Linked DNA regions of Homo sapiens: region 2 is linked to region 1. The links are chromatin loops, found by intact Hi-C in ENCODE. Cell type or tissue: PC-3. All regions are shown on one strand. Each heading gives the region's core, and the rest is flanking DNA. Links, peaks and the distances in the headings are about the cores only.

Region 1 (17,061 bases), core at 4,063-12,062:
TTTTTAGTAGAGATGGGGTTTCTCCATGTTATCCAGGCTGATCTTGAACTCCTGGGCTCAAGCAATCCACTCGCCTCGACTTCCCAAAGTGCTGGGATTACAGGCATGAGTCACTGCACCCAGACTCCCATATGTTTTCTTCTAGTAGTTTCATAACTTTAGGTTTTACATTTAAGCCTTTATGCATTTTTAGTTGATTTTTTGTATATGGTAAGAGATAGGGGTCTAGTTTCATTCTTCAGCATGTTTTCCCAGAACCATTTATTGAAAAAGACTGTCATTTCCCCAATGTGTGTTTTTGGTGTTTTTGTCAAAATTCAGTTAGCTGTAGGTGCATGAATGTATTTCTCGGTTCTCTATTCTATTCCACTGGTCAGTGCCTGTTTTTATGCCAGGACCACAGTGTTTTGGTTATTATAGCTTTGTAGTATAATTTGAAGTTAAGTAATAAGATGCCTACAACTTTGTTCTTTTTGTTCACGATTGCTTTGGCTATTCAGGGTCTTATGTGGTTCCACACAAATTTTAGGATTTCTTTTATTGTCATAAAGAATGTCATTGGTATTTTGATAGGAATTTCACTGAATCTGTATATTGCTTTGGATTGTATGGACATTTTAATGATATTAATACTTGCAATCCATAAACATGCGATTTTTTTCATTTATTTGTGTTTTCTTGAATTTCTTTCATTAATGATTTATAGTTTTCATTGGAGAGAACTTTCACTTCCTTGGTTAAAATTATTCCTAAGGTTTTTTTTGTACATATTGCAAATAGGACTTTTTTAAAATTTCTTTTTCAGATAGTTCACTGTTGGCTTATAGAAACACTACTGGTTTTTATATGTTAATTTTCTATCCTGCAACTTTACTGAATTGAAATATTAGTCCTATTAGTGTTTTGGTGGAGCTTTTAGGATTTTCTCTATATAATATCATGTCATCTGCAAAGAAGGACAATTCAGTTTCTTCCTTTCCAATTTAGATGACTTTGATTTCTTTCTCTTGCCCAATTGCTCTAGCTAGAACTTCCAGCACAATGTTAAATAGAAATGGTGAGAGTGGGCATCCTTGTCTAGTTCCAGATCTTAGAGGAAAGGCTTTCAACTTTTCCACATTCAGTGTGACATTAGCTGTGGGTTTGTCATATATGGCCTTTATTTTGTTGAAGACTGTTCAAGTTTTCTATTTCTCTATGGTTCAATCTTGGAAGGTTGCATGTCTTAAGGAATTTAAAAATTTCTTCTAGATTTCCAATTTGTTGGCATGTAGTTGTTCATACAAGTCTGTAGATTTCTAAATGCTACATAAACTCAATGTCAATTCTAAAAGGGCTTTTTTTAAATTTTTTTTCTTTCTTCCCATCCAATGACCTATCAAGGGGCTTAATTTTTAACATGAAATTTTTTATATAAACAAACCCTTTTAGAGTTGACACTGAACTTATATAGCATTCTGAAATCTACAGATTGCGCTTTTTGGTAAGTTTGTTGGGTTTTTTTGTTCATAATACTGCAAACCACAAACATGAAAACAGCATTTTATTAAGTCATTGTCATCTACACCTAGTCCTTTGATCTCATGAATGATCTTAAAACCTGCTCTGGTCATGTTAGGGCTGAGTAGGATTTAATTTGATTCAATAAAAAGGAATAATTTTAGATTTACAGATAAATTGCATAGAAAGTTCAGTGTTCCCATATATTCCACACACAGTTTCTCCTATTAACATCTTACGTTAGTGTGGTACATTGGCTGGGATTTAAGGACCAATATTAATATATTATTCCTTTTTAATTTTTTGTAGAGATGGGGCTCTCACTATGTTGCCCAGGCTGGTCTCCAACACCTGGGCTCAAGTGATCCTCCCACTTCAGCTTTTCAGAGTGCTGTGATTCGAATTGGAAAAAGCTACTTTAAAGTTCATATGGAACCAAAAAGGAGCCCACATAGCCAAGACAATCCTAAGCAAAAAGAACAAAGCTGGAGGCATCATGCTACCTGACTTCAAACGATACTACAAGGCTACAGTAACCAAAACAGCATGGTACTGGTACCAAAACAGATATATAGACCAATGGAACAGAACGGAGGCCTCAGAAATAACACCACACATTTACAACCATCTGATCTTTGGCAAACCTGACAAAAACAAGAAATTGGGAAAGGATTCCCTATTTAATAAATGGTGCTGGGAAAACTGGCTAGCCATATGTAGAAAGCTGAAACTGGATCCCTTCCTTACACTGTATACAAAAATTAACTCAAGATGGATTAAAGACTTAAATGTAAGACCTAACACTATAAAAACCTTAGAAGAAAACCTAGGCAATACCATTCAGGACATAGGCATGGGCAAAGACTTCATGACTAAAACACCAAAAGCAATGGCAACAAAAGCCAAAATTGACAAATGGGATCTAACTAAACTAAAGAGCTTCTGCACAGCAAAAGAAACTATCATCAGAGTAAACAGGCAACCTACAGAATGGGATAAAATCTTTGCAATCTATCCATCTGACAAAGGGCTAATACCCAGAATCTACAAAGAACTCAAACAAATTTACAAGAAAAAAACAAACAACCCCATCAAAAAGTGGGCGAAGGACATGAACAGACACTTCTCAAAAGAAGACATTTATGCAGCCAAAAAACACATGAAAAAATACTCACCATCACTGGCCATCAGAGAAATGCAAATCAAAACCACAGTGAGATACCATCTGACACCAGTTAGAATGGCAATCATTAAAAAGTCAGGAAACAACAGGTGCTGGAGAGGATGTGGAGAAATAGGAACACTTTTACACTTTGAGTGGGAGTGTAAATTAGTTCAACTATTGTGGAAGACAGTATGGCCATTCCTCAAGGATCTAGAACTAGAAATACCATTTGACCCAGCCATCCCATTATTGAGTATGTACCCAAAGGATTATAAATCATGCTACTATACATACACATGCACACGTATGTTTATTGCAGCACTATCCACAATAGCAAAGACTTGGAACCAACCCAGATGTCCATCAATGATAGACTGGATTAAGAAAATGTGGCACATATACACCATGAAATACTATGCAGCCATAAAAAAGGATGAGTTCATGTCCTTTGCAGGGACATGGATGAAGCTGGAAATCATCATTCTAAGCAAACTATCACAAGGATAGAAAACCAAACACCACATGTTCTCACTCATAGGTAGGAGTTGAACAATGAGAACACATGGACATAGGGCGGAGAACATCACACACCAGGGCCTGTCGGGGGGTGGGGGGCTGGGGGAAGGATTGCATTAGGAGAAATACCTAATGTAAATGACAAGTTGATGGGTGCAGCAAACCAACATGCCACATGTATACCTATGTAACAAACCTGCACATTGTGCACATGTACCCTAGAACTTAAAGTATAATAATAATAATAATAATAAACAAAGTGCTGTGGTTCTAGAAGTGAGCCACCATGTCTGACCAATATATTATTTTTAACCTAAGTCCATACTTTCTTCAGGTTTCCTTAGTTTCCTTGCCTACTATCCTTTTCCTGTCCTAAGACCCCATCCAGAGTACCACATTACATTTAGTGATCATGTCTCTTTAGGCTTCTCTTGGTTGTGACAGTTTTACAGACTTCCCTTGTTTTTGATGGCCTTGACAGTTTTGAGGAGTATTAATCATGTATTTTGTAAAATGCCCCTCTATTGGGATTTGTCTGATGTTTTTCTCATGATTAGACTGCGGTTATGTATTTTTGTAAGGAAGACCACAGAGATAAAGTGTCATTCTCTTCTCATCATCACATCAAAGGTACACACTGTCAACATGACTGATCACTATTGATGTTGACCTTGTTCACCTGGCTGCGAAGGTGTTTGTTAGATTTCTCCACTATAAAGTTACTCTTGCCCAAATAAGCCCTTCCCCAAAAGGGCTTATTTTTATTTACTTTATTGAGGTATAATTTACATACAGTAAAATGAGCGCACCCATCCTAAGTGTACACTTTGATGGGGATTGAGGAACTACACCAGTAGTTCTCGACTGGAAGTAATTTTGCCACCCAGGGGACAATTTCTGAAGAAATTTTTGGTTGTCACAATAGAAAAGGGGTAGAGGCTGGAGACACTGCTTAACATCCAATAATACATAGGACAGCCCTCCTCAAGAAGAAATTATCCGGACCAAAATGTCAGTAGTGCTAAGATTGAGAAATTCCTGATATACACTCACATGACCACTACTCCAAATCAAGACACAGCAGTAACCCAAAAGTTTCTTGTGCTTCTTTTCAATCAATTTCCCCACTACCTGTCCTTGAAAACTACTATTTTTATGTGTTCTTCCAGAGAGTAGTTTCATCTGTTCTTGAACTTCATAGAAATAAAATCTTGCTTTATTTCCTCTTTTATCTCTGACTTCTTTTGCTCAGCATAATATTGGAGGTCATCCATATTGTGTTATGTATCAGTAGTTTGTTCCTTTTTTATTGAATAGTATTCCATCGTATGGCTATACTATACTAATGGGCATTTAGATTGGTTCCAGTTTAGGGATTTTAGGAATAAAATGAAAACTGTGTAGAAGTGTTTATGTGGATATATGTTTTTAGTTCTCTTGGATGAACACCTACAAATGGAATTGCTGGGTCATATGGCAAGTATACATTTAACTCAAAGGGGTTATATTTTTTTAAAAAAAGAAAGACAAAATAAATGGCATTTTATCTTATTTGAACTATATGGATTCTCTCACTACTTCTACTTTCTCATCTCAGCTAGGAAATAAGTTTTGAATTAAATAAGAAGGTGATGTCAGAGACATCCTCTTCCATTCTTTCCATCCCCAGGCAGAACTTCTTGGAATAGGTGATCAGACTTCATCAATTCCCTTCTCACTTGCACTGTGCCAAGCAAAAGTTGATGGCTCTTAAGATCAGAACCAGAAACAGCTGTGTCTCTGGTTCTTTGGGTAGTGTGTGTTTGATTTCTTTTTGAGAAGATGTTTATAGAAAATGGCCTGCGGTATTGGCAGTTGTGAGAACAGATCTAACTTCTGCTTGGAACTGCTATAAATTTTTAAAACAAACCAAACCCGAACATTACAATATGGCTATGTAAGGCACCTCCAAGCCAAATCCATTAAATTGGGAATGAAATATTTATTATGATCTGAATGAGACAACGACAAAGAAAGGACTTTAGATTTTCCTTAAAGTTGTAGTACCAAAACTTTGAATGTTTACGCTCTTACAATAGGTTTGAGAGTTTAATTTTTGATTTATATAGGGGCTCAAAATTACCATCAAGGAAGAAAAAGTTTACAAAACTCATAAAATAAAAATAAGATCTTTTCAATGTAAAAAGTAGAGATTTATCTTGCTAGTAAGCATTCCTAGCCCATGTGTGAAGTAAACAAACCTATTTCTTAGCCTGAAAAATTTTTTATTATACACATTATGAAATGATCCCTTCCCATAGAAACCAGTAACTAATATCCCCAAAATTTTAGAAATTCATCTCCAAGGATAAAATTGTAAAATAATATGGTAAAATTATTAATTTTCTGAGCAAATTAAATAATTTAAATAGGGACAACAAAGAATTCAATGTAATGAAAGAAAAAGATCTGTAAGTTGAGAGACCTAAATTCTAGTCTTGCCTTTGTCACAAATTAGTTGATGGAAAATATACTAGGTGATCCCTAAGGTTCATTTTAGCTCTAATCTTTTATGAATTTCATTGTCTGGCTTTCAATACACACATAAATAATATACTGCATACATTTATATAAACAACTTTTTCATCAGGGTTTTTAACTTACTTCCAAGTAATCCTGGGGAGGTGGAATATTAGATTAGAAGCACTTCTTAAATTATTTTCTTACATAGAATTACTACTTAACTTATAAGAACTATAATACCAATATGTCTTATTATTATGATTTTAGTTACAATCTGATGAATATTTAGCATTCCCTTTTACATCTTTATCTTCAGGTAGACTTATGTACCCCTGTTGTAAGGTTCAGCATCATTATGACACTTTAATGTTTACTAAGTTGTTAAGTATCATATGCAAGTTAATTCTCATAGGAGACTTTTAAAAGTGAGCCTGCATTTTTAATTGCTTTGGGAAGAAAGAAATATTTCCAGGAAATATATGCCACCTTAGTGTGAAACCATCATAAGAAGCTGAGAAGGGATACAACTATTGTTGGAGAAAGCTTCATTCTAGCAAAGCACATCGGTCCTCTTCCTAAGGGATAAATAGGTCATCTCTTAGGTCATTACTTTTCATATAGTCAAGATTAACATATTTACCTCTTCTCCATGTATCATATTACTCTTTTTATATCTGGTTTCTCAGTATTTGACACATTTCTTCCCACACAATATCCCTCTGTGAGATACATCCCTTATTCGGGTGATTGTTTTAAAGTCATAAACTCATCTGCTTTTCAACCGGGGGAAAACCTATGAGTGGTGACGTTTTTCATGTTACCTTAATAGTATGCACCTCAGTAACTCTCTTAGTTTGAAGATTTTGTAAAACCTCTAATCTATCCTATGAATAGATAGAAATAAACAGCAAGGTCATCTGCAATTTATATTTGCCACGAGAGAGCAACCTTGACTTTTTTGACTTAGGTGATTAAAATATCAGAGTCAAGTAACACAGTGGATTATTTTTGTAAATTTTAACTTTCATGATTTAAAAACAAAAGACACTGTTCTTTCAAGTTGAATAAAAATATAATACCTGCAAACATATCTGAATAAACCATATTTTAAAAACCATGATGCCCAGAATGAGTAAAGATAGTTATATTGTTAAAACAGCCTAAATAAATAAATTGTCCTACTATTAACATAGAGGTAACATTATTTATTTATTTATTTTAGTTTTATTTATTTTATTTATTTATTTTTTTAGATGGAGTCTCGCACTGTCGCCCAGGCTGGAGTGCAGTGGCATGATCTTTGCTCACTGCAAGCTCCGCCTCCTGGGTTCACGCCATTCTCCTGCCTCAGCCTCCCGAGTAGCTGGGACTACAGGCACCCGCCCCCACACCCGGCTAATTTTTTGTATTTTTAGTAAAGACAGGGTTTCACCATGTTAGCTGGGATGGTCTTGATCTCCTGACCTCATGATGCACCCGCCTCAGCCTCCCAAAGTGCTGGGATTACAGGTGTGAGCCACTGCACCCGGCCGAGGTAACATTATTACCTGAGTTAAGACATAATGTCCAATCAAAGGGCTTCTTTCTTATTTAACACGGATGCTCATGTTGTCATGACCTATCAAGACATGGTGCCCATGAATGCACAGAATCATAGTCTCATCTTGAAATGAAAATTTCTACCATATTAAATAATGATTTTTTAGATGAGACCATTTTCTCAATTGAGAGAAGAAATGGTTTCTTTTGGCAAAATGCTTAAATCAACAAATGTAGACAATTATTTTCTCTTGGAATAATCATCAGATCTCTGTTTCCATGAGAGAAGAACTGCTAGTGAGAAACTGACCTTTATAGAGAAAAGGCTAGAATTCCTACCAGGCATTATATCACAGAATTAGGCTATTTCCACAGAACTACAAACACATCTTTGGGAAAGGAATTAGCTTGCTGAGGTAGGAATGTGTTTGATCTTACAAAAATAAAAAAAAAACAAAAAACCAGACATCAAGACCTTTATTTCTACCTTTCTGAGAGGCATCTTCCAGACAAAAACATGTTGAGTTAGACTCTCTCCCTTCCTCTAGTCTCATAGACCATGGCTCTGACCATGTGCATAGACTCCCTCCCTTTCCTGAACAGCAGGCTCATCCTACTCAGCTATGCTGTGCTCCTCACAGTCTCATTGCCATCATGAGAGCTGCCTTCTACACCAATCGTGCTGTCTCATCTTCTCTGTCTCCATTTCTCCACAGTTCAGTATTTAATCCCCATCGTTTACCTTCCTATTTTGCTAAATACTTAACATACATTTAAATGTTTTGCCAGGTGTCCATATTACTGTTGCCTTAGAGGTTTAGAAGAATCTTCATTTCCAAGTGTTCGTCACCTTAAAGATCTCTATTCTTCCTCCAGTCTTTCTCAAAATAGGTAAGTCGGAAATGTTAGAACTAATTATTTGGGTTGGCAACAATCTGATTATTGTGCCCTGGGCTTTTTATTAGAAAAACACAGGGGCCTCTGCTTAGCCATTACCCCTACAATAGAATAGGAAACTATTTGACCATACCACACTTCCCCCAAAGTTGGTTTGTACCAAGTTAGAACAGAGTTTCTTGGTAACTCAAGAGTTGGGATAAGTACGGGCTCCCCTTACCTCCAACACATGTGCCACCACTGCAGTGCCACAGGCTGCATGGCTTGTGTCCCACAAAAGCATTCACGTGTTAGCTGCCTCCTCATTGAGTAATATTCATCATCCCTTAGCTATTTGTCCTGCCTTGGGTTTAAGGGTGGGGCTTTATGTACATTTAAAAATTATACAAATCAATAATTTTAAAATGAGACAACAAAAAATAAGAGTCCTCCTGTCACTCAGGCAGAGATGACCAGTGGTTGGAGAATGTTGGATATCCCTAAAGTCTTTTCTATGAGATATATTGTAATATGTATATTTTGCCTTCTTTTTAAAAGTTATTTATGGACATGCCAAATTCTAGGACATGATCGCTTGGGTTTTATTTGTTTTAATTCCTGCAATCCTTTAATTCTGCTAGTTTATTAAAATAAATAAATTTAGTACATATTTCTGTCCCACAAAAGTTTATGCCTCAGAAAATATATTATTGAAATATACTGTAATTGTAAGTCCTTTTTACCTCTTTGCAGCAAAACTTCACACATGGCTAGAAAGCATTATCAATGTCCTTCCCTGCAATGAAAATGAAAATAGAATGAAAAATATTAGAAACTCTGAACATGGACAGATTTCATACCCAGGCCCAGCAGAACAACTAGGTCTTGTCATGCTAAATCACCAAGAGACCACCCTGAGTGTTTATGGTTACAGAGGAAAAAGAAACAAGCATAAACATCAGGAGCAAGATTAAAACTTCAGTTTAGCTTTAATTAATCAAAGAGCAGAGCCCTCATTCCTGCATTTATTTCTCCTCCCATTTCCTACATGTCCAGGCTTCCCACATCCTCTACCCTAGCCTGTCTTTTCTTCCTACTACCTCACCAGTGTGGCTCAAAACCCAGGCTACCCACCACCCATTTCCCACAGTGAAGATGGGTCACATGGAACCAGACCCTGTGGTCATGCTGTCAGGGGATATGGGAATGGTGAGACCATCAAAATGAAAAACAAAAGATCTATGGCAAACACTACTAGCTACCTATGCCAATATCCAGTCTCCTCTTTCTCCTTAGTAACACAACTTTAATTTTTATCAGGGCTTGTTGCCACCTGTTTAAACAACTGCATGTCCCAGCCTTCATAGCAACTAAATACAGTTTCTCAATGTAAAAGCCAAATTCCTTCCAAAGGCCTTTAAATTATCAGTTGTGAGTAAGTTGCTGCTTATGATGAAACTGTCTCAATTGAAAGCAACTACTTAGTACTCCTCTGTTTCTTTCTACCTGTTCTGCTGGCAGCTTGAAACATAGACGTAATATCCTGAGCTCCAGCATCTATCTTGTGCCATGAAATATCCTTAAGGAGAGGTACTGAGGCTATGGAAGCATAAATTTCTGAGCCCAGGGCTGGATGGCACACCACAGGGCCACAATAGCACTCCCAGATAGCTTAACTTCACATTTTCTTTATCGAAGAGTGAGAAATAATTATATCTTGTTTAAGTATTTGTTATTTTGGGGTTTTCTGTTACTTTGATATCTGGGAAAAGAATGTTCCAGAAAAGAGAGCAGCAAGAGCAAGGGCTCAAGGGCTGGAGCATGGGGCATCAATGTGGCTGAAACAGAGGAAACAAGAGGAAGAGTGTGAGATAAGATCAGAGCAGTACTGAAGCCATTCTGCGAAGGGTCTGGAAGGCCTTTGGAAGGCATTTACACTGAAAGATATGAGGCATCAGTGCAGGGTTTGGATCAGAGGAGTGACATATCACTTCTAAAATAGTGACATCCATCTGGCCACTGTAGAGGAAAAGCATAGATGCAAAGAGATCAGGTGAAATATCATGGTGGTTTGAACTAGCATAGTATCAGTGGAGGTGGTGAGAAGTGTCAGATGTTTGATATTTTCTGCAGGCAGAGCCAACAAAATTTCCTGACAAATTGAACGTGGATTGTGAGAAAGAGAGGAATCAAGGGTGTCTCCAAAGTTTTAAGCCTGAGCAACTGGAAGGATGGAGTTGTCATCAACCTAGATAAGAAAGGCTGCAGCCAGAGCTAGTTTGGGGATAATGTCTAAAACTAAAACCATCCTTCCCTCTAAAATCTACTCTTTTGTTTAGTGCTATCTCACGCATTCGACATAGACCTACTCAGTCACCCAGGAAGAATCCCAAAGGCCACCCTTGACTCTTCTCTCTCTAAAATCTCCATAAAGTCCCCTCATGTGCTTTGATTTCTACTTCCTAACTATCTCATTTATCTATCCACTTCTTTGTCCACAGCCACCACTTTGTTTGAGGTCAGCATCATTTCTCACTTGCATTATTATAAGAGCCTTCAAATTGGTGATGAGTCTTCCCTGGATTGAACCTTGCAGCATGAGACATCTTTCTAAGCACAGCTCCCTCCAATGGCCTACCACTTCCTATTGTCCTTGAATAAAGTACTGAGCACAGTTTGTTAAAACTTTTTGTTTTGAAATAACTTCTGGCTTACAGAAAAGTTGCAGGAACTGTGCCAAAAACTGTCCATATACCCCTCACCCAAATATCTAATTTTACTTCTCTCCCTCTCATTGCTTTCTTTCTGAATCATTTGAGAATAAATTGCAAACACAATGCCCTGTACCCATAAATACTTCAGTGTATATCTTCCTCTAAATGAGAAAAATAACTGTCACAATTGCAGTACAATGATCAAAATCAGAAAATTAGCATTGCTACAATATCATTATTTAATACAGACTTTACTCATATTTTTCAATTAAGCAAATTATGTCTTTTATAGCAAAAGAGGTGTAAATATACATATAGATGTTGATGTTTCTGGTCCAAGATCTAATCCAGTGTTACATACTGCATTCCATTTTCCTATCTCTTTAAGTGTCTATTTCTCCTAGAACAGTTCCTCTGTCTTTACCTTTCATGATCTTGACATTCTGGAAGAGAATAGATCAGATATTTTGTAGAATTCCTCTCAATTTGGATCTGCCTGATGTTTCCTCGTGATTAAATTTAGGTTATGCATGTTTGGCAGAAGTGATGGGTCCTTCTCAGCACATACTATCAGGAAGCAGGTCTTTCACACATTTTTAAGCCTTCTTCATAATGTTGCTTCTGCTCATGTATTGCCTTCCTCTCTCACCCTCTGCCCATCGCTGCTCCCAGGCTCTTAGACACAGCCCCAGAGAATCCATTCCAACCTCATTGTCACCTAGTTAATCCACACTGTTCCCCCAGATCTCAGCACAGAGGTTACTTGCCAAGAGATGGTTCCTCAAACCCTAGTCCTCATTTGGGGCCCTTCCTGAGTATCCAGCACCCAGCCATCATAGCAGTTATTAGGCTGCATTGTAACTACCTCTTTGCTTGTTTGTAACCTCTTCTGGACAATAAGCATTTTAAGGTACAGACTGTGTAATGTTCACTATCATTGCCAGCACATAGCCCAGTGCCTGGCATATAGTAAGTAGGTGCTAAATAAATATTTGCTGAATGAAGTACCACTTCTGTGAAGACTCTTTGACCTTGCAAGCTTCCTCCTGCATGTTCCCAGAGCCCAGCATAACTCCATTATCTCTCTCATGGTATTGCTAAATTGTTTGTCTATACTCCGTCTTTGCAGTGAGCTTGAAAATTCCTGGAACCACATCTGAGTTCTTGCATTTGATTCCACTGCACCTTAACAGGCTGAGGAGGGAAGGAAGGAAAGAGAGAAGGGAGAGAGGGAGGGATTGGGCCTTTGTTTTAAAACTTTGTTCCTTCTGAGTTTGCCTTGAGCATGTGCAGACTGTTCTGGAGTGTCTCTCCCAGCTACTCCTCCCCCTCATACCCCACTTCCTGTTTACTCTGCCTCCCAGAATCGCAGTGGGGAGGGGAGGGGGATGGGAGCCAGTCCAGTTCCTTTAGCCTCCTTCCCAATTCCTGCAGGGCCTAGTTCAGGAATGATTGCTTTGAGTTTGAGTTTATGGTCTTTACAAGTCTTTATGAGTGTTATCAACAAGAATGTAAAGCTTTTAGTGTGAGTTTTCATCAGTGCATATACTAACAAGCAGTGAAGTAAATGAAGGTAGAAAAAAGAGGAGAAAGAAAGGCCTGGAAAATCTACAGATTAAATAACCAGTCAGAACAATCCAGAAATTAGTTGCAGTGTCTTATAAAGCCTTAAAGAACAAATCAGGTGAAAGAAAAGAAGCTCTTTCCTCAAGGATTTCTTTTTTCTGCCTTCCCTGGCCCTCATATTTAATTGACAACTAGCAAACACCACTTCTCTTATTATGATCCTTATGTTCACTGAGACAATATCTAATATGCTTCCCTCCTTTGAAAAGGTTTTATGCTGCATTCCAGACTAACTCATCACCATTCAATGAGAGCCAGGAGTACTAGGTCCCAATGGTAAGGAATCAATGGTGAGGAGCCACTAATCAACAAAGGGGCTGCACAACTGCGTCTTTCAAACATTGCTGGTGAGAGGGTAAATGTTATAACAGCTGTGGAAAACTCCTTGGCAGTGTTAAATTAAGTTTAGCCTAAAGCTGCTTCCTGACACATTTTAAGTTCAGGCTAAAGATTTTACATAGTGAACTGTAACCTAACTGGATGTGTAAACTGACTGCAACCTACTCTCCTGCCAATCACCGAGTTTTGGCCAATCAGAGGTGGCCAACTGTTCAAACTGTGCTCAAATAAGGCAAACACCAAGCTGTAACCAATCCAGCTGTTTCTGTACCTCACTTCCATTTTCTGAACATCACTTTCCTTTTTCTGTCCACAAATCTTCAACCACTCGGCAGCGCACCAGTCTCTCTGAATGAACCCTTTCTGGTTCAGGGGCTGCCTGATTCACAAATCATTCTCTGCTCAATTAAACTCTGCTAAATTTAATTTGTGTAAGGTTTTTCATTTAAAGAAGTTTCTTATAAAGTTAAATACATACCTATCTTTTGAACTAGCAATCTCACTTCTATGCATTTATCAAAAACAAAAAAGAAAGGCTTGCACTAGAATATTATTTACAGCTTTGTGCATGATAGCTAAAAAAAAAAATGAAAACAACTTTAATGTCCATCAACAAAAGAATGAATAAACAAGTCATGGACGTTTATAAAATGGAAAACTACTCAGCAATAAAAAGGAATGAACTACTGACTTATGCGAGAACATGGGTAAATCTCAAAAATATTATGTTAAGTGAAAGAAGCAAGACATCAAAGAGAACACACTGTACGACTCTCTTAATATGAAGTTCAAGAACCGCCAAAACTAATTATATGAAGATAAAAATCAGAACAGTGGTTGTGTGGGAGATGGGGTGAGGAGGATGATTGATCAGAAAGGAACATGAGGGGGTTGGGTGCAGTTGAAATCCTAGTGCTTTGGGAGGCCAAGGCAGGTGGATCACCCTGACTGAGGTCAGGAGTTCGAGACCAGCCTGGCCAACACGGTGAAACCCTGTCTCTACTAAAAATACAAAAAATTAGCAGGGTGTGGTGGCGGGCACCTGTAATCCCAGCCAGCTGGGGAGCTGAAGCAGGAGAATCACTTGAACCTGGGAGGCGGAGGTTGCAGTGAGCCGAGGTAACACCACTGCACTCTAGCCTGGGTGACAGAGCAAGACTCTGTCTCAAAAAAAAAAAAAAAAAAGGAAAAAAAAAAAAAAAGGCCAGGCGCGTGGCTCATGCCTGTAATCCCAGCACTTTGGGAGGCCGAGGCAGGCAGATCATGTGGTCAGGAGTTCAAGACCAGCCTGGCCAACATGGTGAAACCCCATCTCTACTAAAAATACAAAAATTAGCTGGGCGTGGTGGTGCATGCCTGCAATCCCAGCTACTCGGGAGGCTGAGGCAGGAGAATTGCTTGAACCCGGGAGGAGGAGGTTGCAGTGAGCCGAGATTGCACCACTGCACTCCAGCCTGGGCAACAGAATGAGACTCCATCTCGGGAAAAAAGAAAAAAAAAAGAAAAGAAGAAGGAAAAAGAGAGAGAGAGAGACAGAAAGAAAGAAAGAAAGAAAGAAAGAAAGATGCAGTAACTTTTTTAAAGTGAAGGTTATGTTCTGTACTTTGAGGTGTTAGTCATGGCTGTATGCATTTATCAAAACTTAAACTATATATGTAATATCTGTGCATTTATTATGTGCAATTATATGGCAATAAAAAACAAAAATAATAATGAAATGGAGGCTACAGAAATAAATGCTACACAAAAGAATCACAAAATGTTTTGAAAGGAAAGAAGTAAGAATGGTGCATGAAGAAAGAGAAGTTGGGTCTAAGATCTTAATCACAAATACATAATAAATAGTGCTGCTATATTTGAAGCAAGGTTTTTAGTAATACAATGACAGCACCATAAGTAGTATCTTTTTATGCAGAGCCACTGTCACCAAGATTAGAGCTTAAAAGAAAAATCAAGTTTCCTTCACAAAACAAGACAAAAAGGACCTTTTAGTACTGTTTCAATAGGTTGTTGTGCTAGAAATTCTATTTTAACCATCCAAAAGGCAACAAATGGATTAGGTGCCAAGAATATATAACCTTTTTGTTTCCTGGCCATATGCTAGATACCAATAGAAAACTAAAATAAGTTTCCTATTGCTTCTGCAGGAAATTCTCACTAACATGGTGGCTTAAAACAACACAAGATTATTATCTAACAGTTCTGGAAGTCAGAAGTCTAGAATGGGTCTCACTGGGCTAAAATCAAGGTGTTGGCAAGGCTGCACGCCTTCTCAAGGCTTTGAGGAGAATGTTTTCTTGCCTTTTCCAGCTTCTAGAGGCTGCCTACATTTCTTGGCTCATGGCCCCTTCTTCCATCTTCACAGCCAGAAATGGCAAATGGAGTCATTCTCATGCTACATCCTTCTGATTTTGACTCTTCTGCCTCCTACTTCCATCTTTTAAAGGACTTTGTGATTACATTGGGTCCATCAAGGACCCATACAAGGCCATAATCCAGGATGATCTCCCTATCAGAAGGTCAGGCGATTAACAACCTTAATCACATCTGCAACCTTAATTATCCCTTGCCACGCAAGGTAACATACTCACAGGTTCCAGTGAATGGAATATGGACATCTGTGGTGGGCCATTATTCTGCCTACCATGCTGAGTTTTCACAGCATTGTAAAATGTTACTTTGAGCACCTCTCTCATCATCCATCACTTCAAATCCTTCTGTTCTCAATGCCAGCCATTAGATAAATGTTTCCAAAGCTTCCAGGTTTATTATAAGTGGCTACTCAGGTAAATGAGATAGAACAGATCCTGCTCCATAGATTACATTCTACTTTCAATTGTTTCCATTTAGTTCTACACTCTCCTGAAATCTGGAAAAAAATGTCTCTGTTCCAGTTATCCATTGCTGTGTAACAAACCACTCAGTGGTTTAAAGAATAAAAATATTTTGCACATAAGTCTGAAATTTGGGCAGGGCTCAACGGGGACAGCTTGTCTCTGTTCTACTTGGCATCAACTGGGGTGGCTTGAAAGCTGGGGGCTAGAATCATTTGAAGGCATCCTCACATGTTTAGCAGTTGATGGTGCCTGTTGGCTAGGACCTCAGTGGTGCAGTCTGCTGGAATACCTACAGGTGGCCTCTCTATGTGGCCTGGGCTTCCTCCAGCATGGTAGCTGGGTTCCAAGAGCCAGCATCTCAATATTGAGTCACACATCTCATACAAGAGGATGATATACCACCTTTTATAGCCTGGCCTTGGAAGTGACAGCCACATTCATTTTGTCAAGACAGCCCACAAAGCCCCACCTAAATTTGATTGGTGGAGACAGAGATTCTACCTCTTGAAGGAAGGTGGCAAGGTTGTAGAAGTACATGTAGGGTTGGAAATAACTTTGCATCCAGTTTTAGAAAATACAATTTGCCACAGACTCTCTGCCACTTTTTCATTCCCTCGCTTTATCTGTATATCCTCCTCTTTCTTCCATTCTATTTGTCTCCTTTATATAATATCCTCCCTGCCCCACCCCCTATCTCCTTTTGTCCCCTACCCCTTCTACCTCAACATCAGGCCAACTCTGAGTTAGTGAAAAATAGTTTCATAAAATGATGGGAAAATACTATAGCACACCCACAAGAGGGGTATCTAACTGCTGAAATCAGGGAGCATTCAACCATTTTGGTTGACCAACAAAATGACCATGTTGGTTGATCAACAAAAATGGCAATTTCATATGCTTCTACTTAATATTTGTTGCCTTTCGAGTCAGAGAAAAAGGTATCACAGCTGGCTATCAGAAGAGAACAATTTCTCCCCACTCTTCAGGTTTCCAATGGCCAGGAATGTCCTGAAACATATTTTGCCTTTCTCCATCACTCCTGTTACTCACACTGACCCAGGATGGGGGAGTGAAGAACCACATCTGGAAAATTTGGAAAGACTATATTAGACAGGCTTGTCTTGGTGCCTCCTTTTTTCCACATGGAGCCAATATGGCTGCAGGGAGCAGGCATTTTCTTCTGCTCCCAAACCCACTAGAAGAAAAGGGCTGCTGGTTCTTGAGATTCCTCCCAGACCCCAACACAAGACTTAACCATCTAAATTGGCACTTCCCTAAAAACATTTAAGCTATGAAGAAATTATCAACAAGCACTTATCACAACAGAAACAAAATTATATCCTCAAAGCATCTGTGAGTTATAAGCTGCAATGTCAATTAGATGTTATAAAATACTACACCTTCTTTTGAATGACTAATCTACACTAACCACGCTCCTTGCATTCTA
Region 2 (17,061 bases), core at 3,751-11,750, 59 kb before region 1:
AATTTCTTGGTAAAACCCATTTCCATTCATTGCTATTAAGAAGGACTGAGTGGCCATCAACATCTAATCTGGGGTTCGTGGATATATTTTGGGAATGGACCACCTGAAACAACATCATCACCCCAAGTAAAACAAAGGTATTGTATTCTGTGTACCCAAGCTTGGCTTTCCATCTTCCTCAGAATCTTTTAGTAGAAAGAAATGAGAGCTGATGAAGAACCAATTCATATTAAAATAGTTATCAACTAGTGCTGAAAGTCTAATCCATTTGGGATTGTGTTTGCTCCATAAGGTGGTGAACTCAGTTATCTTGAATGATCAGGGAATGGGGTTCTCATTATTTTTATACCAAAATGTATGGCCAATTTACAAAGAATAATATGATTGCAACAAGGTACACTGTAGGAAATTCACTGTAGGAAATTCTGTTCAGAATCAGGCACATCAGAATTTTCTAAGCCATGAAGCTATCATTATGGACACGGATTCTGGCAAATTTGGAAATATCATAGATAGAGTTTCCTACTATTAGAATGTGAGATAAACCAGCTCTCACTATTAGGGAATAGAAATTCTCCTATTGGTCATATGTAAGATGGTATGGATAAAGCAATAGAAGTGATAATCTCTCCAAAAAATAAAATAAATAAATAAATAAAATAGCTGTCTAAAAATTTCCTTGGTCTGAGGAAGAGACATTTAAAGCCTATTAATACATATTACCAAACTTCTTTCCAAGAGAGTTAAAAAATTGTAAACATGCGTTCCTAAAATATTGAGAATGAAGAAAGGGCAAACCAACTTGGCCATGAGACGTCTGTTTAGCATAATGAGGAAGTGTTTAGTACAAATCAACCTTGAGTCAGCCAATTTTCATTTGGAATCTTGAAAGGCACTGAAGATGATAACATCTAATTCTTCATCATTTGAAGAATGCTGTTGATAGCATCAACAACAAAAACCAACTTGTCAAGCACTAAACTTTTACCAAACACCTATCTCATTAGCCCACTTCCTATTTAAGAAATTGCTGTTTAAGAGATTGAATCAATTACTTCCAGATGCAGAGTGAATAAATAGTATAGCTGCACTATGTCTCCTACACCCAGGAATTTTGCTGTCCAATAATTTTATTCTTGACTATCTATTGAGCCCTGGCACAGTCAAAATGGTGGCAAACCTACCACCCTTAGATGCCAGTGCTCTCTTGATGACCCTGGCACACAGGCACTTCAACCCCCTCTGTGCCTTGCTACCATGGCTTTTCTTTGGATAGGGAAAGGAGAAGAAAGGGGAAGGGTTGCCTCCACCCTGGGTTCTGATTTAGTAGGCCAAAGGTATAGTCTGGAATTTGCATTGTAGAAGTGTTTTCCCTACTGCCCATAACTCCCAAATGAAAACCATGGCTTTAGAGACTAGAACTTTCCCTCTCACTTCCCCCCATAGTGTCTGGTGTTCTGTTCCATCAGGGCAGGCAAGGAGCTTGTCAGCCAATTCAAAAGGCTAGTTGGAGCTCAGGTTTTAGTGGGTGATCCTGAATCACATTGATATCCCTCTGAGATAACATGTGTAAGTCAAGCCTGTCTGAGGCCTGATCAGTGGCTGCATTGTTCAGACTTTAATGGCAGATTTGAGTCAGAGTAGGTTTCCTATAGACAAAAAGACATCAGGATGCTGAGATTCCTTAAATAGTGGATATGATAATGGGTATAAAAAGGTGATATTTCAAATGCCAGGTGGAATGGACTAGAAGTAGGTCTTATCATCCACTACTCAGTAGAGAAGAGGTAAAGTGGTCTCTCAAAAAGATCACTCAAGTGATGGACAAATGCATCTTTCTGTTACAAGGATGGTGCTGATCTTGCACAGGGAGAAAAAGCCAGAGAGTTCTACAACTTGTGGGTAAATGTAGAACTGTCAGGACAGTGATAAAAAGAACTGAAGCTCAAGCAAATATTTACTCAAAAAAGACCAATAAGTTGTGCAACTGTCTTATATCACCTGAGCTGAGTAAGACTTGCTCAGGGGGAAAAGTCAGGGATAAACCCTAAGATTGTACCTAACAGGACAGAAATGATCTCAGAGTGAAGCACGTAAGCTGGTATTTTTCATTTCTTCAAATTATTTTAGAAGAATCCCCTGTTTGCCAGAAAGATGTGTATTTGAAAAAAGGGTAGTCCAATGGCTTGTTGATGGCCTTGGGTTTTCAAGGATGAGCCTTTGGGAAAGTGTTTGGAACAGTGTTCTGGGACTTCTTACCACCATGAGGAAGTAACTTGTTTCACTAAAGAGTGATAAATCCAACAATATTAACAATCAAAGTTCCCAGAAGAAGTAAACTTCCATTCACATCCCCAAGTAGACCTGGCCACATGAACCAACTGCCCTGTATAGACACCCACTACAGGTCTCCTTCAGGAACTTCAATCATGTAAAGATGTAATAGCGGCTTGTGTTTAAATATCTTTTAGGCTCACAAAATACATTTAACGTATATTTAAGCCTCGAAACAACCTCATGAGGTATGTCTCATGTGCCCCCATTTTATTAATGAGGAAACTGAGACTTAGGTTAAGTGACCATCCAAAATGTTCACCTAGGCATCCACTTAGGATAAGGTTACAGTAGCTTTTTTCCTCTGTCTCTCTTCCACAGAGAACAAGTAGAAGAGTAGGACATAAATACAAAGAATGTGGTTGAAGGCCTCAGAGATCTTCCAAAGCAGCAGGGACTTGAAAGACCAGCATCCTGTAGAGAAAGGAAATGCATTGAGAAGAATCTGGCATTTTGAACCCAATTTTCCCCTTGATGAATCTGCTGATTCATAAGAGGCTTGGAGTCACGAGTCTAAAAAACCAAGTAAAAGAGTGGCAACTGAGACACTAGGAAGCCAAATGGAGGTTTTGGAAGTCTCACAACCCAGGGAGGCAAAACTTGGAGTTCAGGAATACCCAGGAGGCCACAACTGGAGAAGTCAAGATCTCAGGGAGAAGGCAAACACATTGAAGTGAGCCCGACATTTTTTTTAGGCATTTGACACGATGCCCTGCCTTTTTGTATAAAGATACAGCAAATCTGAAAGTAAAAAGATGAAAAAAGTTATGCCATGCAAACATTAACCAAAAGAAAACTGGTGTAGATGTAACGATAGCAAACAAAGTAGACTTTAAAGGAAGAAGCATTACAAGACATAAAGATGGACATTTGTGCCAAGTGCAGTGGCTCACGCCTGTAATCCCAGCACTTTGGGAGGCCAAGGTGGGTGGATCTCTGGAGTCCAGGAGTTTGAGACCAGCCTGGGCAACATAGCAAAACCCCATCTCTACAAAAAAAATACAAAAATTAGCCAGTCATGGTGGCGTGCTCCTGTAGTTCTAGCTACTTAGGAGAATGAGGTGGGAGGATTGCTTGAGCCCAGGAGATGGAGGCTGCAGTGAGCCAAGATCATGCATTCCAGCTTGGGTGACAGAGTGAAACCCTATCTCAAGAAAAAAGATAGACATTTGATTAAATGGGTCACAGTCTACCAGGAAGATAAAACAATCTTATATGTATGTAATAATGTAGCCTTAAACTATAAAGCAAAAATTGACTGAAATAAAGAGGAAACAGACAAATTCACAATCATGGTGAGGAATTGTAAGGCAACTCCCTTACATTTGAAAATACAAGCCCAACAGAAAGCCTTTGGACCACCTTTCCCAAATTCACATCTTTCTGGTTAGCAGGAAGTTATGGAAAAAGAATTCCAAGGAATGCAAAATGTAGGTATATGTACTTCATTCTGAGACCTGGATTATTGTTACAATTTCTGCCTTGTTAGTTATTTCCCTCCACAACTGTTAGAGAAAGAAAAAAACAACAGGCACGAAATTGAAACAATAAGGAAGATTTGAAACATACAAATAACAAACTTGATTTAATTGATATATTTTGTGCATATGTTTAATATTGCATACTATATATTATATATATATATATATCAAGTGTACATGAAACATTTACCAAAATTATATATAGCTGGGCCATAAAGCACATCGAATAAATTTTGAACAATTGAGATCACTTAGAGTATGTTCCCTGACCACAGCTAGAATAAATTAAAAAGCAATTTAAGGATATATAACTGGAAAATCCTCAAATATTTGGAACTTAAGTATTATACTTCTAAATAACTCCCAGGTAAAAAAAAAAATCCCAATAAAGGTTAGAAAAAAACTTTGAACTGAGTGGTAATAAAAATATAGCATAGCAAAACTTGTGGGGTGCAGTTAAAGCTATGCTTACAGGGAAATTTATAGCTTTGAATTCATAAATTAGGAAATAAAGCTAAAAGTTAGTGATCTCATTATTCATTCCAAGAAGAAAAATACAACACATTACATTCAGAGAAAGCAAAAGGAAGGAAACAATAAAGATAAGCCAAAGAACATAAACGGACAATAGAGATACTCAAGAAGTGAAAAGTTGGTTCTAACAGACACTGGGGCCTATCAGAGGAAGGAGGGTGGGAGGAGGGGGAGGATCAGGAAATATAACTATTGGTACACTAGGCTTAATATCTGGGTGACAAAATAATCTGTACAACAAAACCCACAAGGTAAACACAAGTTTACCTATATAACAAACCTGCACACGTACCCCTGAACTTAAAAGTTAAAAAAAAAAAAAGTTGGTTCTTCAAAAAGACTTATGAGCAAGACTGCTGAGAGTTATCCCTCACTTGAGGCAAAACCACGACTTAAACCTAGGCCTTGACCAAGCACTCCTCAAGCATCCGCTGTCCCAGGAAGCCCTTAGCAGGTTTGTGGGAAGTATGACTGTACCCTGGTTTGGAAAGCTTGCAGGAACGCCAGTTGGGGAGTGCCATAGAGGGCCAGGGTGGGGTTGGGAGTGTGACTCAGTGCCCAATCATAGTACAGGAGATGAGGAGTCACTGGACTCATTCTCTGGAAGCTTCAACAATCAACCAGGGATGGAGTCTCAAACTGCCAGAATCTCTTTTACCAAAAATGAACAATTTCACTGGACTACAGCTTGAGTTTTTTTAGTTCTCTTCTCTCAAAGTAACTATAGTATCACACGGTTATGAACTAAATCTTTATATGGCAATACAGTGACTTATGTTTGCATATCAGCTACCCTGTGTAACAGAAGTAGTCCCCTGCCACCATTTCCCATCAGGGTTTACTCAGTAACAGGCCACCTGGCTGAGGGCTGTGATATTTCACTAGCCTCCTTCCTGAGTTGGAAAAACTCAGGCAGTATTAGTTTCAGATCTCTGAAAAGCTTCAACTTGAGCTAATGCTTCCTTGATTTCCATCCTGCAAAGGAATCCAAGTGGCTTTCTCAAAAAGGAAGGAAACTAACATTTATTGAGTGCCTACTATGTGCCAGAGATTTTAAATTAATTAATCCATTTAATTTTCACAACTCTTCTGAGCTATTTTCATTTTTCAGAGAAGAAAACCAAAGGACAAAATGTTTAAATATCCTCACCATGTTCATAGAGCTTTAACTGGCAGTTTTATTTTTCTTTTATCCCAAAGCTCACTTTCTTGAGAGATGATAAATTGAAATAAGAAAATAAATCTTGCGGTCAGAAAGATCTTGATTCCACTTCTGAGTCTGCCACTTAAACCATTGTAACCCTGGGCAAGTTAGCTGACCTCTATTGAACAATAATACTAACACAGTTGTCCCTTGGTATATGTGGAGGATTGGTTTCAGAACCTCCCATGGATACCAAAATCTATATACAATTGCTTAGTGTTTGCATATAACCTACGCATATCCTCCTGCATACTTTAAGTCATCTCTAGATTACTTATAATACCTAATACAGTGTAAATGTTATCTCAGTATGTTGACCAGGCTGGTCTCAAACTACTGGCCTCAAATAATCCTCCCACCTCAGTTTCCCAAAGCAATTGATACACTGTATTGGTTTTTAAAATTTGTATTATTTTTACATTTGTATTGTTATTTTAAAAAATATTTTCTATCCAAGTTTGGTTGAATCCGCAGATATGGAACTATGGATGTGGACGGTTGATTGTACATATATCCTGAGACCGTTGAGAGAATTAAATAAGATAATGAGGACAAGTGCTAAGTACAGTGCACAACACACACAATATGGTTACTACTCCTACTCCTGCTATCACTATCATTACTGTTGCTCTTGCTGCTGCTGTGCTACTGTATTACATTACCTATCTGGCCTATGCTGCCTCCATTTAGCTCAAATCCTGAACTGTTGACTGCGCTAGCTTCATGCAATGCTATTTAAAGGGCCAAATCCACCAGCCATAAAAAGAAATGAGGAAGTTATGGCTGATAGTGAAGCACAGGCCTCAGGAGTCAGGTCCCATGGGTTTTGTTTTGACCACTGAGTCACGTAGTGACCAACAATCACACGAACATTGGCCAGCTCTCCTGTTGTTCATCAAGGTTAAAGACATAAACAAGCCCTCCTGCTTTGCACATGAAAATTCACCGCTTGCTTGAAAACCTCCTTGGGGAAAAGGTTTAGAAAACACAATTAACAATTTTTCTTGATGGAATCATTTTCTTCTTCCATCAGGGTTTTCTTTTAAATTCTAACCTACCCAGGTGATCTTCAGGTATATCTGAGCAGAGCAGCCCAGGGAGGATAGAAGAAAGGGATGATGCCCTTGATGCAGAATGCAAAAATGTTACTACAGATATTCATCGCTTAAGGGTGGGAATACACTCTAAGAAATGCACATTAGGCGATTTTGTCATTGTGTGAACATCATAGAGTTTACATACACAAACCTAGATGGTATAGCCTACTCCATCATATCACTCCATTATAATTTTATGGGACCACCATTGTATATGCAATCTGTCATCGACTGAAATGTCATGATGTGGCACATGGCTATACCTGAAGAATCAAAAATGAGTCTGTCCAGTTGGTATGTCCTGGAGGTGTTCAGATGTTTGTCAAACGAATGTGTGAATGAACTGGCAGGCATCTGTGCAGTCATTCATTGCATGCAAAGCACTGGAGTCCAAAAATTAATTTTTTAACCTTTTTGGTTTTGGCCTTCTGATGAACCCACAAAGTTTCATGTGTGTCAGAAGTAGCAGTCCCTATGCTAAAAATCTTCCCAACTTCTCTCCTGGTAGTAGTAAGCAATATGCTAGAGCTCCCAGTTCCTACTGGATTTGGCCCTTTATAATACTTATCACAATTACAATTATTTGTTTTGTGGCTAATTTCCTTGATAGGTCCAGCATGGAGCACAGAAACTGACACATAGAGGATAGTTACTGAATACCAGCTGAATGAATGAATGAGCAAACTACTTACTATCTAACAAACCAATGCTTGAAAATGGTACATGTTGCAGATTTCAGCTTAGTGCCACTGTACATTCTAGTTTCCTTTCCCAGATTTTACCTCCCAGGTAGGCTGATGTGCACCTCTCCCACTTTGTTGAATTGAAATTAAGAAATGTGTATGTTAGTGTGAGTCTGGCTTTTTCATGTAGTACTTTAAAACTCCCAGCCCCACTAGTGCTGGGGTGTTCACCGGCTCTCCCAGCATTCCCTAGGTGCAGAGACAGGGAAGTAAGTGGCTTCCTATTTGTCTACAGAGTGACTCAGCTTGCTTTAATGTTGCCTTGTTCAGTGCAAGTGGAGAGCTGGATACTGAGAGAGTCACGGCCAGCAGAAATACCTTCTAGAAATCAAACATGCATCTAGCAGAGCTCACTGGCTTCATCTCCCAAAGAGAGGGGCAGATTATATAAATGCTGATTAAGTCATGAGCTCTTGGTGTGGTGACATTTCACTGCCAAGCAAACAGACTAAGGAGCCAGTGAGCCTCCAATAAATGACGATGTATTTTGTACATTTCTTTTCACTTCCCTCATAGGAATAGAGATGGTCAGAAGGCAGAGAAAAACTTAGATTAAAAGTAGTGGTCTAGAAAGGTAAGTATCCCAAGAAGCAGGGCTAAGGGAGGGGCCGCTTGAGTGGAAGGAACATGATGACAAGGGGAGCCTTAATGCTTTAAGCTTATACGGAGGCAACTGCTGTTGGAGGAGCAGGTACATTCACGAGCTCATCACTCATCTGCAGGTACAGACTTCTCGGGCTCGTGAGCACATGTGGACATTCCTGCTCCTGAAAAAGAATGCCCAGGAAGCTATGTGCCTTACCTCTGAAAGACTTGCTTTATCATTGGCCTTACAGTTCTTCTGATGTCACTACAATAAAAACCTGGCTATGAAAAATAAACAGTGTTGTTGCCCCGCCCAGATCCCCTTTTTGGCAGGTGCACCCAGCTTCCAGCTGCTGTGAGCTGTTGACTGCTAAGAGCTTACAGCTGCAGCCTTCTCTGGAGGATTGTCCTCAACTAACAGGAACTGAGTCCCCAGTCCAAAGTGCCCCAGCCCCAGCATCTCATAGCCAATGACTGACTGACATAACAGTATAAAAAGTCAACCCCCTTGCTTCATGGTAAGATAACTCTGGTGTCATTTATGCCCCAAGAACCACCCTGGAATCAGGTTAAAGCTGGGCTCCAGCTCAACCACATCCTTAGCTCCTCCCTATGCCCTGTCCTGCTTCCTGCCTTCCCCCTCCTGAGAATACTCTTTCAACTGAACTTGAACAAAACAGTTTATTCTTCTGACTTTTGATGGGCATTTGGGTAGTTTCCAGTTTCTTTTACAGTTATAGCTAATGCTGCTTTAAACATTTCTTTCCGTGTGCCTATGTACCCATTTTTGTTGGGTATATTCCTAGGAATGAAATTGCTAGGTCATAGATTTGTATATATCCCACTTTAATGAATGCTGCCAAACAGTTCTTCAAAGTGGGTGCACCAATTCACACTTCTATTAGTTTCAGCGTAGGTATATGTACCCAATGTATGACTCTGTGGCATCACAGGAACTGCTTCTAGGGTTCAAGACTTAAGATAGGCATTACAGCTAACACTCACATAGTACTTACCACATGACAGGCATTCTTCCAAGAGCTACACATGTATTAATCCATTTAGTCCTCACAAATCTACCTCTATGACATAGATGTTACTATTCTCTCTGCTTGGCAGCTGAGGCAACTGAAGCAGAGATTTCAAGTAATTTGCCTAAAGTCACATGGTAAGTGATGGAGCCACGATTTGAATCCAGGCAGTCCCACCCTTAACTATAATTCTTACTGATTCTCATAACTCTCTTTTAATACCTGCTTATGTTCTTTTTCAGAAGGGAAGTTTAACTCTCACTTATTCCTTCCACAAGCATTAACATCCAGGGAATTAGAGACATTTTAAGACTATAATTCCAAAAAACAAAGCTCAATGACTAGAATGGTTTCTTCTACTTGCACTTCCCCCAATCCCAGCCAGCATTATGTAAAGATCAGTTTTGTACTTGAGCAGATGCTAAGCGGTCTGCACTTCTGTGGCTACAGAAAGTACTTAAGAGAAAGTAGGAAAGACAGTTCCAGAGAACAGCCTTTTTCAAGTGAAATCCTGCCAAGGCATACTCAGATATTCACAGTGGCGGTGGCTGAAAGTTACCCAAGATAGAGGCATAGGGGAGGACGATACAACAGCAAAATAATGAAGCCCAGAGCTCTTGTGCACTGCCAGTGGGAGTGTGAATTGGTGCCACCACTTTGGAGAACTGTTTGGCAGCATCTACTAAAGTGGGATATACACAAACCCATGACCCAGCAATTTCTCTCCTAGGAATATACCCAACAGAAATGGGTACATAGGCTCATGGAAAGAAATGTTTAAAGCAACATTAGCTATAACTGTAAAAGAAACTAGAAACTACCCAGATACCCATCAAAAGTAAGAAGGATAAACTGTGGTAAATGCATCCAATGTATGACTCTATGGCAATGAGAATAACTGAACTACAACGACACATAACAATATAGATGAATTTCACAAATGTGTTGAATGAAAGAAGCTGGACACAAAAAAAGTGTATGCTACATGATTCCACTCATATTAAGTTCAAAACTAGACAAAACTCATCTATTGTATTAGAAGACAAGATAGTGGCCACCCTTCGTGGGGGAGGTGACTGGAAAGGGGCACGAGGGGAAAGGACCAGAGTGCCGGTCACATTCACTCTCATGATCTAGGTGGTAGTTCCATGGCTGTGTTGGCTTTATGTGAATCTATCAAATTGTATGGTTATGATTTGTGCACTTCCAGTATGGTCATTATGCTTCAATTAAAAGCTGAAGAAATGACAGAGAACAATCTTGTTAAAAGGGAAAGAAAATCTTCCCACATAGATAGAATGTCTCTTTCTTTCCACAAGGAAAATTATATCAATGAAGATCAAAGCAGTTTTCTTACCCAGTGACCACACTTGTGAGTTCAAATTCCTTAGGGAGGTATTTGGTTGATCTCTCAGAGATCTCTCCTTATTCCACATATTTTGCCCTATATGGATTACTGAAATGGTTTTTGTATCTCAAAGCACCAGGCCTAGGCCATTTACTCAGAAGACAAAAAAAAAGTCAAGAGAGGCATTCATTAAGCACCAGAATAAAATGTGTCTGTCTTGCCCCATTCAAGTTTACCGAGGGCATGGGTTTATGATGAGGATGAGCATGCAGAGTAGGGGAAAGCTGTGTCACATGGAGCTAGTGCCAGAGCAGCAGGGAGACCCTGGCAGGCAAAGGCTTCCTTTGGAGGCTCCTCCAGCGCTGTCCTGTGATGGCATTCCCCACCCTCCCTTCTTCAAGGCAATAAGCAATCTCAAAGAAACCAACATCTAGCTTCCAATAACCCTGTTAATTTATTTCAGCACACAACAGGGTCCCTGATGTGGAAAAATCAGATTTCTAGGCCTCTTCAACATCTGTTCCTGGTAATCCCAATGTGTTATCTTTTTTCATTGCAAAAAGCAGCTGGTGAAGCGTCATGGCATTTCATTAAAGAAAAAAAAAAAGACCAAATAAATACATAGTGGCTTTTGAGAGATTATTTGTGACTTTACCAAAGAGGAGCTGAAAGAAATGCTCTCTTCTTCTTCATCACATGAAAGTCCTTTCTTCTCTGTTTGCATGAGAATAGACAGTCACATTTGAAAAACTTGAATGTGCAATAATGATTTGTCAGAAATTACCACTGTCCTTTGCCTTTAGGCCTGGGGGATGTCCATGTATTCATTTGTTTGCTTCACAGACATGTATTGAACACCTACTATGTGTCAAGCCTTGCCCTAGGTGTTGAGCACCAGGCAGTAAATTAGCAAAAACCTTATTGCAAGTCTCGGGTTACAAAGTCAATGCACACAAATCTGTAGCACTGCTACACAACAATAATTATCAAGCTGAGAATCAAATCAAGAACTCAATCCCATTTACAATAGCTGCAAAAAAATAAACTACCTAAGAACATAATTAACCAAGAAATTGTAAGATCTTTACGGGAAGAACTACAAAACACTAATGAAAATAATCATAGATGAAACAAACAAATGGAAATACATCCCATGCTCATGGGTTGGAAGAATCAATATTGTGAAAATAATTGTACTGCCCAAATCAATCTATAGTTCAATGTAATTTCTATCAAAATACAAACATCGTTTTTCACAGAATAGAAAAAAAATCCTAAAATTCATACGGAACCAAAAAGAGCCCAAATAGCCAAAGCAATCCTCAGCAAAAAGAACAAATCTGGAGGCATCACATTACCCAATTTCACATTATACTACAAGGCTATAGTAAGCAAAACATCACACTACTGATATAAAAGGAGACATATAGAGCAATGGAACAAAATAGAGAACCCAGAAATAAAGCCAAATACTTACAAAAAACTGATCTTCGACAAAGCCAACAAAAACATAAACTGGGAAAAGGACACCCTATTCAATAAATGGAGATGGGAAAATTGGATAACCAAATGTATACAAAAATTAACCCAAGATGGAATAAATACTTTAATCTTAAGTCCCAAAACCATACAAATTCTGTAAGATAACAAGGGAAAAGTCTTGGATATCGGCCTAGGTAACGAATTTACAACTAAGATCCCAAAAGCAAATGAAACAAAGCAAAAATAAATAAATAGTACTTAATTAAACTAAAAAGCTTCTGCACAGCAAAATAAATAATAAACAGAGTAAATACACAATCTACAGAATGGGAGAAAATACTTGCAAACTGTCTATCTGACAAAGGATTGATATCCAGAATCTGCAAAAAACTCAAACAAATCTGCAAGAAAAAAACAAATGATTCTATTAAAAAGTGGGCAAATGGCCGGGCGCGGTGGCTCAAGCCTGTAATCCCAGCACTTTGGGAGGCCAAGGCGGGCAGATCATGAGGTCACGAGATCGAGACCATCCTGGCTAACACAGTGAAACCCCATCTCTACTAAAAATACAAAAAATTAGCCAGGTGTGGTGGTGGGCGCCTGTAGTCCCAGCTACTCGGGAGGCTGAGGCAGGAGAATGGCGTGAACCCGGGAGGCAGAGCTTGCAGTGAGCCAAGATCGCACCACTGCACTCCAGCCTGGGCAACAGAGCAAGACTCTGTCTCTCAAAAAAAAAAAAAAAAAGGTAGGCAAATGACATGAACAGACATTTCTCAAAGAAGGTATACAAATGACCAACAGACATGTGAAAAAAATGCTCGATATCACTAGTCATCAGGGAAATGCAAATTAAAACCACAATGAGATACCACCTTACCCCAGTAAGAATGGCTATTGTTCAAAAGCAAAAAAAAAAAAACAGTAGATGTTGGTGTGGATGCAGTGAAAAGGGCACGCTTATACACTGACAGTGGGAATGTAAATTAGTACAACCTTTATGGAAAACAGCATGGAGATTTCTCAAAGAACTAAAAGTATATCTACCATTAGATCCAGTAATCTCACTATTGGACATCTACCCAAAGGAAAAGAAGTCAATTCTATGAAAAAGATGCCTGCACACATGTTTATCACAGCACAATTCACAATTTCAAAGATATGAAATCAACCTCAGTGCCCATCAAACAATGAGTGGATAAAGAACATGTGGTATATACATAGGGATCCAGTTTCATACATATATATATATATATATATACATTCGTATATATACATATATATTCATATATTCATATATATTCATATACATATACACACACATGGAATACTACTCAGCCTTAAAAAAGAACAAAATAATCTCTTTTGCAGCAAGAAGTAACTCAAGAATGGAAAACCAAATACTGCATGTTCTCACTTATAAGTGGGAGCTAATCAATGGGTATGCAAAGGCATACATAGTATAGTGGACATTGAAGACTCAGAATGGGGGAGGCTAGATGGGGCATAAGGGATGAAAGATTACCTATTGGGTACAATGTACACTATTTGGATGATGGGCACTCCTAAAGCCCAGACTTCACACTACACAATTCATCCATGTAACCAAAAGCCACTTGTACCCCTAAAGCTATTGAAAATACAAATTTTAAAAAATAATAGCTCAGAATTTAAAACAAAATACTCTATTGCTTAAATCCCCTATGAAGGACCTACTTGGAAAAGGACAAAGTGTTGTGCCAGGGCCATGCTCCTCCAACAAACCTTAGATCCTCTTTAGCACAGAGGCCTTCATTCAAAAAACTGGGCCAGCTCTCAGTCTCCCAGACATCCAACATTCCCCACCCACAGCTGCTGCTGTTCAGGACACTTCTTGAACTTTTTCCTCATTACCTAACTGCGGTTGTAAGCAAAGATGGAGTATGTTTGTGATAGAAAGTTCTGGATGATCTACCCTCTAACAACTTCTCCAGACTAATCTCTTATGGCCATTCCCCCTTCTTCACTGTTCTCAAGTCACACAGGCCATCCTTCTGATCCTCAAAAGTGCCAAGCTCTCAACGACCTTAGGACCTTTCTGCTAGCTGTTCTCCCAGCCCAGATTCTCTTACCCCGGATTTTCTCAAGAATTACTTCAACAATATCTTCTTGTTACTATAGTGTCAGCTTAAATGCCAGCCCTCAGAGAGCTGGCATTTAAGAGAGTCCTCAGAAAGCGGCCCTCAGAGAGCTCCCAACCATCACTTAAAGTAACCCCACTCCATCAATTCTTATCACAGTCTCCTGGGATTTCCTGGTCTCTAGATGTGCGTATTGTCTGTCTCCCTGTGCTCCATAGGATACAAGTGCATTAACTGTAGGGACCAAATATATCTAGTTCACCTCTGTGTCCTCAGCAACTAGAATAGTGCCTGGCATGTAGTAAACACTTAATACATATTGGTTTAACGATTTAATAAACAAAAGAATGAATGTCAAAATATTGGAAATAATAAGAAAGTCCAACAATTGGAGATTTGTTCAATAATTATGGCAAATCTCTACAATGGGCTATCATCTAACCAACAAAATAGATGTTGTGGGTTAATATTTTTCAAACTACAAAATATGATCTGTCTGTGGCTCATGTAATCAAGTAGTGAATCATGAAATAGTGTATTCTCTTATATACTAATTCATTATAAAATAGAATAGAAAATATCAGAATACACAATATATTATAAGGATAACTATTGGGCAAATGTGTGTTTATGTATGTGTGTCTACTGAGTAGCAATATAAATTTTTTTATTACAGATCCTGGTCAGAAAATTTGGAAATCACTGTTGCAAAAGATTAATGACAAGGAAATATATTCATAATGCATTAAATGGAAAAAAGTAGATAGCAAAAAATAAAGAGTGTATGTATGTAAGAAAAAATATTAGATTGAAACATTATTCGCTTTAAAAAAAGCATAGACAGGCATAGAAAATCAACTGAAAAAATAATGTTGAGTAGATTTTTCTGGGTGATTTCATTGTTTTCTCCTTTGTATTCATCTTTGTTTTTTAAATTATCTACATGGAACATATAATTTTAAAAAGGTAAGTTATTTCTAGAAGATGCTATATAATATCCTTTAGAAAAATAGGCTTTTTAGAAATAAAAGTACCTCAATGGCAATGTCATAAATTACTGCAAATAAGCTTTTAAGTGCCTATAGAAGGCATAATTATGAGTTCTCTATACAAAGTGTTTCATCTCACATTATCTTGTCTAATCTCCATAATGATAAAAGAAGGGAGGCAAGACAACAGTCATCCTTATTCACAGAAGGGAAAACTGAGGCACAGAGAGGTTAAGTGACCTGTCCACAGTTGCACTACGAGTTAGTGGTTGACCTGGCAAAGAACCCAGGGCTTCTGATTGCTAATCCACACCCTACATTTCACCTACTCTACTGTAGTCTGTAGACTTGATACTTTATTGTGCTGTGTGGGACATAATTATCCCCTTTTTACTTCTATAATGAAGAAGTGAACTTTCCTTCCCTTGTTCCTCATCCTCCTATGTCCTTGAGGCTGCCAGCTTTAGAGAATGACTCAAGCACTCTCTTAGCCATGTTTCTGTCCCTAGGGCCACCAGAGTATTGCCATTTCTGTGCATTCATTTCATACACTGGAGACACTATAATACGGGGAGTTAAGAGCCACCAAGATTTAAATCCCAGCACTGCCACTTATTGGTTCTGTGATCTTGGGCAAGTTGTTTAACCTCTCTGGTCCTTGATTTACTTATCTATAAAATGGGGATGATTACAATATTAATTGTTTTGACTTCACAGGGTTATTGTGAGAGTCAAATGCATTAATACGTGTAAAGTACCTAGGTAGTTTCTGAAGTCATAATACACATTATTGCAAAGGATTGCTATTCATATTATTATATAGTATTGGAGGATACTATGGCCAAACAACTTGAACTGTGTTCTCTGATTCTCCTCATTTTTCTCCTCCTCCCACCACCCAGAGTGGAATTTCCTCCATCACCCTCTTAGTATTGTCACTGATTTTGAAATTCCTCTTGGTGTTCCATTCCAAAAAAGCTCCTGATTTGTCCCTGTTTTATTTGAAGCTGTAGCTGCCAATACTGGCTGTTTCTTATGTATATTTACATATGCGTCCTACTGAGGGGGTGACAGCATCCAAGAAGAAAACTGATGGCTGTCTCTCTATGGACATTCTCTGTTTGTCTCTCAGTACCCGTTACCCTCTCTTCCAACAACAACCCAGATTTTTATCTGGACACAGATTCTTCCCTTGATCTTAAGTCCAAATGATCTAGGCAGGGCTTAACCTCTCATATCAAGGTGTGAAAAAAAGAAAGAGAAAGGGAGTTATTTTCTGGTAGCTCCTGTCTGGTAGCTTCCCTCTGATTGGACTAGCAGAATTTAAAATGAGAAAATAATGAGACGTTATTGCCAGTGCCCTGTTGCCTTGTGAAGTCTGAGAAGAAAGCCAATTGAAGGAGAAGAGTCAGGATGAATCTCCAGATGGACAGAAATGGGTCTTGGTGACAGCACGAGAGTCCCTGGATCAAGCCTTACCTAAAGCCAGCATCTACCCTGAACTTCTATGCAAACTATGCAACCATATGCAAACTATGCAAACTATGCAAACTATGCAAACCAGCACTCTTTCTCTAACTACCCCTTAAGACAGTTGGAGTTGGGTTTTTAAATACTTGCAAAGGGTCCTAGCTGATAAATTTTTGCAACAGAAATGTCCTCAGAACCATAGTAAAAAACAGCTGAATAGCCTCCAGGAGAGTGGAGCAAAACAAACACCAGAAGAAAATTAAACATAAAACAGCGAAAAGGTATTGCAGTCTCTAAGTATCTAAGGACAAATTCAAGTCCAATGTCCTTTGTATGATTCCAACTTCCATGTACCTTCATTTCATTTGAAAAATGCACTTCTTTATTCAGAGTTACTTAGAAACTTTTCACCTAGGCTAGTTTGACTCCCTACTCCCACTAAAAACAAAAACAAGAACACCACTTTCAGCAAATACAGGAAGCAAAGGTAGTTGTAACAGAATTTGAAACACAATGGTGTTGTTTACATTAAACATACAAAGACCCAGCATGAGGCTCCTTGAGAATTAACAGCTGTCCAAAGCCAGGGAGTGGTGGACCCGGAAGGCAACTGAGTTCATGATTTCATTTTAAAGGCCAAAACCAT

Evidence for each region. Peaks named below come from ENCODE experiments on the same cell type or tissue, not always from the same donor. Only the 100,000 strongest peaks of a DNase experiment are listed, where the experiment ranks them.
Region 2: it touches region 1 in a loop (9-fold over the local background); 4 of 110 quality-filtered maps call a loop at or near these places.

The regions. Positions count from the first base shown.
Region 1 is chrX:38,812,299-38,829,359 of GRCh38, reverse strand. No RefSeq gene overlaps it. Among named protein-coding and RNA genes, the nearest start is that of MID1IP1-AS1, 17 kb to the right of the region's middle. In PC-3, for the core only: no CTCF peak of the experiment used is centred there; a DNase peak (open chromatin) is centred at 8,439; H3K27ac peaks cover 935 bases.
Region 2 is chrX:38,871,225-38,888,285 of GRCh38, reverse strand. All of the region lies in intron 1 of LOC124905177 (a long non-coding RNA gene), which reads right to left. Among named protein-coding and RNA genes, the nearest start is that of MID1IP1-AS1, 76 kb to the right of the region's middle. RefSeq lists an enhancer at 8,442-8,491. In PC-3, for the core only: no CTCF peak of the experiment used is centred there; DNase peaks (open chromatin) are centred at 4,825 and 7,645; H3K4me3 peaks cover 909 bases; H3K27ac peaks cover 4,868 bases.